2 separate regions of the Mus musculus genome follow, and region 1 is linked to region 2. The links are chromatin loops, found by intact Hi-C in ENCODE. Cell type or tissue: heart. All regions are shown on one strand.

Region 1 (4,000 bases), 74 kb before region 2:
TCTAATACACCCATTTAGGCATAAGAAGTAATCATTAATTGTTAAATGTAATTTAATTTCTGAGAGTGAGTCTGTACCCTATTTGAAGATGTCAACATACAGGGATGCTAAGAAAAGCCTAAGGGGCAAGGGGAGTTACTCAAAAAATATTTGGGCAAAATAGTTGCACTTCAAAGGGAGCTCACCCCATTGTGAGTGTGAAGCCGGCAGGGCAGCACGTGGTAACCTGTGAAGCCTGGAGCTGGGCGGAGCTGCCAGAGATGGGCAGCGGACTGAAGTGAGGCTACTGCGTCGGCCAGCCGACCACGGGCCACTTTCTATTTCCACATCTGGGAATTTGAGCTCAAAGCAGACAAAATCTGAATCAAATTAAATACATAAAATGCACACATGTAAACTGGTTAATATTAATCCTGTTTTGCTTTGTTAATTATCTTTGGAGACTATAATGTGTTCCGGGTTTAGCTCATAAAACAGCATTTAAAACAGCATAAAACAAAAACAAAAACAAAAACCAACCAACCAAAAAAAAAGTCCACTAAACCCAAACCAGTGCATGTCTAAAGCAAAGGCCCCTGTTCCCCTGGGGAACAACAGGCAGAGGCTTGGTGTAGAATGAAGACACCGGTGGGGGCTGGGGTGGAGAGCTCTCCCCCCTCCTGAGTCCGGATGGAGCGCTAACCTTGGACCTTGTACAACGGGGTGAGAAACTGCTCCGCTGTGGAGCTGTATCCCTGGCCAGGAAGAGCAAGGACATCTGCAGCGTTGAGAAGAATCTCTTCAGGCACCATGTCCTTTGCAGGACTTTAAATGTACAACTGAATTCACGCTGCTCAACGGGGTAGCCTTTTCTACAGACTAAAAGAGAACATCTTCTGAAAATTTCATGCTAAAAAAAAAATCAAGTTCTCTGTCACTTGAACCCTCCATAAGGAAAAAAGACAATTATATTCTAGGTCCACAAATGCATACATCGAAAAATATATTCATTCAGGGAAGAGGAATTTGAAGCAAATTAAACTAAGAAATATTCTTCCAAAATAGGCAAAAATCAGTCAATCAGTCAAAAGTATATCAAATTGAGTAATGCAAAGGAATCTATGTCCACTGGAGAATAAAATTGCTGTCATTCATCTTTCTTTCTTCCTTCCTTCCTTCCTTTCTTCCTTTCTTCCTTTCTTCCTTTCTTTCTTTCTTTCTTTCTTTCTTTCTTTCTTTCTTTCTTTCTTTCGTTTTTTGAGACAGGGTTTCTCTGTGTAGCCCTGGCTGTCCTGGAACTCACTCTGTAGACCAGGCTGGCCTCGAACTCAGAAATCCACCTGCCTCTGCCTCCCGAGTGCTGGGATTAAAGGCGTGTGCCAGTGTGCCACCACGCCTGGGATCACATTTCTTAAAAACACACACTGTGCCATCCTAGAAGCAAAGTCAGTGAGACAGCCCACGAAGACACCTAACAGCTAACGGCTTTACTATTACTCTGTGGGGAGGGCCATGCTGTCCAGCCACAGAAACCCTGAGAGCCCTGGGAGGCATCTTTCCAGCTCATGGCCCCTCCCAGGGCAGTGACTCTTCTTTTATTAGCAGTGCATGCAATTCTTTGACTGAAGCGCCCGCTCCCAAGTAAGCCTGTTGAAAACAGTCCTCAGAAGGTGCTGGGTTACTACCTGACGGCAGCCTTACTCCAGAGCAGCCAACTACAAAAGCTCAACCCGACCCCCAGTGCTGAGCAGGGGCTGGCACTGCTCCTAGGCAGGCAACAGCAGCAGTGGGGAAATAAAGACTAGGAAAGACCCTGTCCGCATCACAGCATTAGGGACACTGAAGAGTGCACAGAGATGGAGGGTGGGGTAGCAGGAAGCTGTTACCTTCCCTTGGTGGACTGTGACTCACTCTGTCTGGCCTACTTTACAGTGGATGCTCACCATGTCATGGCGCAACGCATGCCAGAAAGCAAAAATTAGTAAAGATAAGCAGAAAGACTGGTAACACACTCACTGTACTTCCCAAATCAAAATCTAAAATCTTTGTAGAAACAAAGTATTTATTTGGTAACTTTAACAGCACATGTAATAAACTTGGCAACATTAGAAAGGAGTGAAGAGTTCAGAGAACACAGACTGTCTTGCTTCACAAGGCTGGCTGCCCTTTTGCCCAGTGCAGGGAGACATTCTTGGCCTACACACACGCACATGCACACCCACACGAGCGCACACGACTTGAGTCCTGCAGCCTGCTCCTGAACCGCTTTCCACCCTGCACTGTATAGCAGGCCTGCGGAGACGGTGACCGACAGGTGTTCTTGCTTCTCTTCTTTCTCCTGGACTTGCCTTTCCCCTAGACGTCCTGTACTCCTGCCCAAGAAAGACTACCACACGAATCACATAAGCAGGGCACAGCGGGAGCCTCTGAGCTGCTACATGTCTCTGGTAATAAAAGGCCAAACAAGGTCTAGGCTCTTTGGTGGCCAAAGTTCCTAAATAAAGCCCATGTTTCCCTTCACAAAAATATAAAGGGCACCAGGATGGAGGATGAGGGGCAGTAGGAGCCACACAGAGGGCCTCCTGCAGACTCACCTCACGCACCTGACGCTCTGCTCTGTAAGGAGGGAAGAGAGTTCAGCTCTATTGCTCTTTCTTAAATACTAACAGAAAAGGCCTACAGTGACCATGAAGGAGATCAAGGGTGTTTTGAGGCAACTCAGTCTACAGAAGTCATTTTCCAGAGAGGAGAAGCAATCACCCTGAGGCAGCATGGCTTAGCTACTCAAGAGCAGAGCTGGGCTGAGGCCACGAAACACTGGCACAAGCAGGTCCCCTGACAGAGCGTGCCTTCCATACGAGTCATGGCAAGTTGGTCGTTTCTGTAAGGAAGAGAAGGTGAAAGATGCACGCTACTTCCAAGCGAGCACTTTCTAAATCTCAGAAAGCAAACAGTCCAGTGGTCAACATTTGTGTCCTAAAGCCATTTTATATAACACCAACACAACAGTAGCTACCTTATAACAAATGATTGCCAAAATTACTCATTTAGAATCAGAGCCAGGTGGTGAAGGCACAGGCCTTTAATCATTGAACTCAAGCGGCAGAGGCAGGAGGATCTCTGCGCTTGAGGCCAGACTGGTCTACAGATTGAGTTCCTGGACAGCCGGGGCTACACAGAAAAACCCTGCCTTGAAAAAAATTAATTAACTAATTAATATCAGAAATAATATTCACACATGCATTGAACTACCATATGTGTAAGCACATACACACTGGCTAGTGCCAATGGACACTCCTGGGGTCTTGGAAACAAGCGACTAGATCTCCACAGCACAGCCTGAAACTGGGCGAAACCAGCTGTGGCACCAGCTGGCAACATTACCTGCAAGCTTCGCTCTTTAACAGGATGGATGCATTAGAAAGACAAGCAGTTGAGGAGGCTTAGCCACCTTTTTGCGGCTTAAAGCTTTTCTCTCTCTTTTATTCCAGGCTTAAACAAAGTTCAGTGGGGCATCCAACTGCCTGTTTTAAATTACAGACTGTATTTTAAAATAGAATGCATGCGCAGCGTGCACCCGAAGCTAGGGGTGGGAGTGTTATTCATGGAAAATTGAAGGCTTGTTGAGTCAATAATCTTCTTTCACACAGTAACAATTTTCAGCTAAAATTTCTTGACCCAAACAAAGGAAAACAAGACCATTCAGTTATTTTACAACAATTTAGAGAAGGCAAAAAGAAAAAGATGAGGGGGGGGGGGCGCGGAGCACGCTCTAAAGTCATATGCACTGTGGCAAAAGAAAAGAAGATTTTGGTTGGGGGAACCTTCTATTTATTCCAACTCTTAAACTGACAGTTAATATTAAGAATAGTTACTTCTAGATCCAAAAAAACATAAATACTAGTAACCAGTGCACGGATGCTAGTGTGAGTGCCTGCTGGTCACATGTCCCTGTTACAGCAAACAGATGTGTGCCTTCTCATCACCTGCAAAGTGACAATCTGTAAAGTGAGAGCCATTT
Region 2 (4,000 bases):
CACAGCACAGGGGCACAGCACTGTGCTGTGTTATTCACGGCTACACACATACATACACACACACACACTTACTTTATCTCTGAAAAATGGGGTCTTACTTTTGCATTAAGCAGTTACATTCTTATATATTTTACAGAATTACTTTAAAACGGGTGGGCGGGGAGATAAGGAGAGAAAAGAGCACAAGTGTCCTCCATCCCCAGCAAAGGTAGAGTTCGAGGCTCTCCCCACCTACATGGCCTATTCCAACATGCCTTCCAAAGGGCTCTGACTCAGAACCTCAGCAAACCCCTCCACATAAGTTCCCATCTTAGTGGACTCCCACCCTACAAATGAAGAGATCGCAGCACTGATCCACAAAGCCCCTTACATTTAGCAGCCGATCCCAAGGAAGAAAAGCATCCATATTTTGTTAACGTTCAGTCCAACGTGAGAATGCTACAGTCCAAGATCAGCCAAAGAGCTCTAATAAAAACACATCGATTCACATTGGCCAGGCCAAAACGGTCTGCTATAGTGTGCTCAAACACCCTCGCCATGTCCACCCCTCTGCCCAACAGTTTCCATTTCCAAAGAAGGAAGCAAGTAAGTGCTCCTAGTGAGAGCTGATTCTGTGCACTGGGCCAACTTCAGAACGAACGAGCAGGATCTTTCCCGCATGGGCTAAGAAGTGGGGCAAGCTCGAGTCTGCCATGCAGGGCCATAGCCAGGGCTACCCATTAAAGTCTGCCAGAAAATAGTCTTCAATTCCAGGAGGTGACTACCTGCTATGGCCAACATAAAGACCCAAGTTCAAATCCCCAGCATCTACAAGAAAAGTGAGAAACAGCTCTGCTCACCTGTGACCCCAGCACTGGGGGCAGAGACTGGAAGATCCTAGAGATTTGGTGGCCAGGCAGCCTAGAGAAAGTAATGTGCACCTGTTTGCTGACAGACCCTGTCTCAAGGCAACAAGGCCAACAGAGGCCTCCATGTGCCCACACACTGACATGCCTGCACCACACTCAGGACACACACAAACATAAATTAAATGTAAAGAATACTTAAAATTGCAAAGGACCTCACTTTGTGTAAAAACATCCCAAGAATGTCACAAGGCATGTGGCCGTGAGGCCTTGGGAAGAACAGTGCAAAAGAACGCTTTAGTGCATCTTCATCTGAGAAAGCACGTGAATTGCCTCCCCTTGTCAATCACTGTCAGGGCCAATGACATGCTTGTCCCTTCCTTGGGGTCCACCCGACTGTGACAATCGGCTTATCAATCATACGCCATAAGCGCTTTAGCCACTCCCTCCCCACAAGACACACATGGATGCTTGCCTCTCCCAGAAGACACCTCTCCAGGGGCAGACACCTCACTTCTTCTGAAGTGCCCCAGGTCTTGAACTGGGCCACCCATTGACCCACATACTGCAGGGAACAGCCTGAACAGCATTCACAATGAAGACTCCACAGCACTGTTCCTCACTGTACGGATGTCTAATAGCACAAGCAGGCGATGAGTCTGCCTTGCCTCCTTTAGCCCTGGCATGCTAGTATGTAAAACAGCACCCAGAAGAGGGAGGGAGACAGAAAACAGCTTCCTAGGTGCTGCTGTGGGGAGGAAGAAACAAATGGATACCTTCAGAACAATCTAATCAATAATTCATAACAAAAAATGTAAAGCAGTGTGCACACTCCCGAGGATATTCTGGACATAGTTTAAGAAAAATCCTACTGGACATAAAACTCTAAAAACAAAGACTAAATGTCCCAAGTTGTTGACATTTAATAAATATGTCCAGGAACCCAGTGCCCAATTAATTAGTTAAAGTATAAGTAGTTAGGCATAGAAGTTTCTCTCTAACAGATGGTATAACAGGCTTCAAAGGGGAAAGGAAATTAAACTCTAAAGTTGGCTCTCTATGGCTACTCTAACAAACATCAGACCAAAAGAAAGATGCGCGTGGAGGGCCAGCATCAGCTGTCTCTTCCTTAGAACAACAAAACCAGAACAGCCAGGCAGCAGGGCCTCCCCACACTGTGCACCCCCTCTGCTGAGCTCCATTCCCAGGCCAGAGCAGGATATAAAAAGCCTGGCCTCGTGCCAGCTGCCAAGACCACACACACCCAGTATTTTTAACTTAAGGAGGCCTAAGGATCAGGCCACCAGGAGGGCACCAGGAATGTACACAGAAGCTTAGCAACCTCCAGCCAGGATGGCGGTCTGCAGCCGAGCTCTGCAGCGGAGCTCTTTCCCAGCTCCCTGCTTGATTCCGGACCTGCTCTAACAGTGGCAGAGCTGTGAGAGACAGCATCTTGAAAGCTGATAAGAGTGAGTAGATGGTTCACGCTGAAAGAGCACGCAGGGTTTCAAAGACCATATGCAAAGCTCTGTAAACAGCAGCAGGAATGCTAAATACTGGCCGGCAGGCCGGCAGGCCGGGGAAGCTGGACTCTTTATTTTTCATTCCTGACACAGAAGGATACAAAGTTGACTTGTTATAATTGCTCTAACAGTTTGCTGTTGTTGTTTTTAGTTTCACACTGGTCTTGGCACTGGGCCACACATACAGATACTATGAAGCTGTGCCTGTAGATAAAATTCCTGATTGCCCTACTACAGTTAACTTATTTTCTGGGTTGCTTAATAAGTATGAATCAGAAGGTTCTTTTTCCATTCTGTTCTCTATTGCTAAAAATTGCATTAAACACAAACTTTAGTAAAAAAAAAAAAAAAAAAAAACCTTTTGCCTGTGATACATGCCATTCTGTCTTTCTCTGAGGAGTGAGGCTAGCCATATCTGTTAGATTGTTAGTATCAATTATGAAAACATGATTATCTTCCAATAGGAGTAGGTGGAGACCAGCAAGGCAGGGCTTCAATCAAGGAGCCTGCAGCTTCCAGCATCAGGGAGAGCATCAGCAGGCAGCAGGCAGAGCTGCAGCCCTGAGGGTCTACTCCCACCACAGAGAGTATCCTCTGGGCCCAGCCTGTGGCCCTTGCCTTCCTGTGGTGCTGCTCTGCTAACCCTTGTCCCAGTTCACCTTAAAACTGTCCCTTCCCACCATCCCTCACAGCAGCCCCCCTCACAGGCACTCAGCAACCCTAGCCTGGCCTCCTGTGGATGGGCAGAGAACCCACTGGCCTAGAGGCTGTCCTCCCAGCCCTACCCTGCACACCCGAGGGAGCAATCACTCTGAAAGCACTGCCTCAGTACCACGAACTTTCTCCTGGCTAATCTACACAGAGACAGCCCCACCTCACACAGCTCCTCAGGCCAGGGCCCTGCCAACAATCGACCCCGCAGATACTTATCTCCTGAAGTCCCCTCTGGTCTTAATGCACACACTTCTGGAGCCAGAGTGTTACCAGGTGGCACACTGAAACCCAAACATGTAGACAACAGTTTGTAAGAGAAGCTCTTACTAAAAATGTCTCTACAGGTTTCCATAAACAGATCAAGGCTCCTGTTTATAACTATGTATGGACCCCCACGGAAGGAACAATGAAAAGGTAAAAGTCTAAATCTGTGAGGGCAGAGAAAACATGAGCTGGGGTAGCAGCAGGCAAGAGGTCAAAGAATTTTTGGAAGGAGAAAAGCAGAGAGACAAGCGATAATTAATGTTTTAATTTGTTCTAGGTGAGAGGATAAGAAGCAAGCTAATTAAAGCACGAAACCCCAAAGACTCAGGAATCAGGGTGGTGGGAGCTGGACAGAAAGACCTGCAATGAGGAACACAGAGCCCCCTTCCCTGTCCTCACCTCAGGCAGAGGAGGACTGCCATCTGGAGGGCCAGCAGGAGAGGAGCCATGGAAACAGTGTGGCGGGGAGGGACACAGCAGACCCCCCTCTCTGAGAGCAATGGATACCTTAGTGGGAGAAGCATGCAGACAACACAAGAGGGGCCTCAAAGAAAATGGCTCAACTCCCACTCCGTCATCTAGTCCACCAGGGCAACTGGTCAACCAAGGACACAGAACTTTCTCTTTGAAAGTAGAACCTTACAGTCACCGGTT

The links. Peaks named below come from ENCODE experiments on the same cell type or tissue, not always from the same donor. Only the 100,000 strongest peaks of a DNase experiment are listed, where the experiment ranks them.
Region 1: a loop joins it to region 2, with 1.8 times the contacts of the local background. A loop is called at or near these places in 3 of 42 quality-filtered maps.

The regions. Positions count from the first base shown.
Region 1 is chr17:5,130,714-5,134,713 of GRCm38, reverse strand. All of the region lies in intron 4 of Arid1b (AT rich interactive domain 1B (SWI-like)), which reads right to left. Among named protein-coding and RNA genes, the nearest start is that of Gm34854, 92 kb to the left of the region's middle. In heart, no CTCF peak of the experiment used is centred here; no DNase peak of the experiment used is centred here.
Region 2 is chr17:5,056,672-5,060,671 of GRCm38, reverse strand. The region is part of intron 2 of Arid1b (AT rich interactive domain 1B (SWI-like)); the gene reads right to left. Among named protein-coding and RNA genes, the nearest start is that of Arid1b, 64 kb to the right of the region's middle. In heart, CTCF peaks have their summits at 2,147 and 3,780 (motif pointing left); a DNase peak (open chromatin) is centred at 2,111; H3K4me3 peaks cover 1,252 bases; H3K27ac peaks cover 899 bases.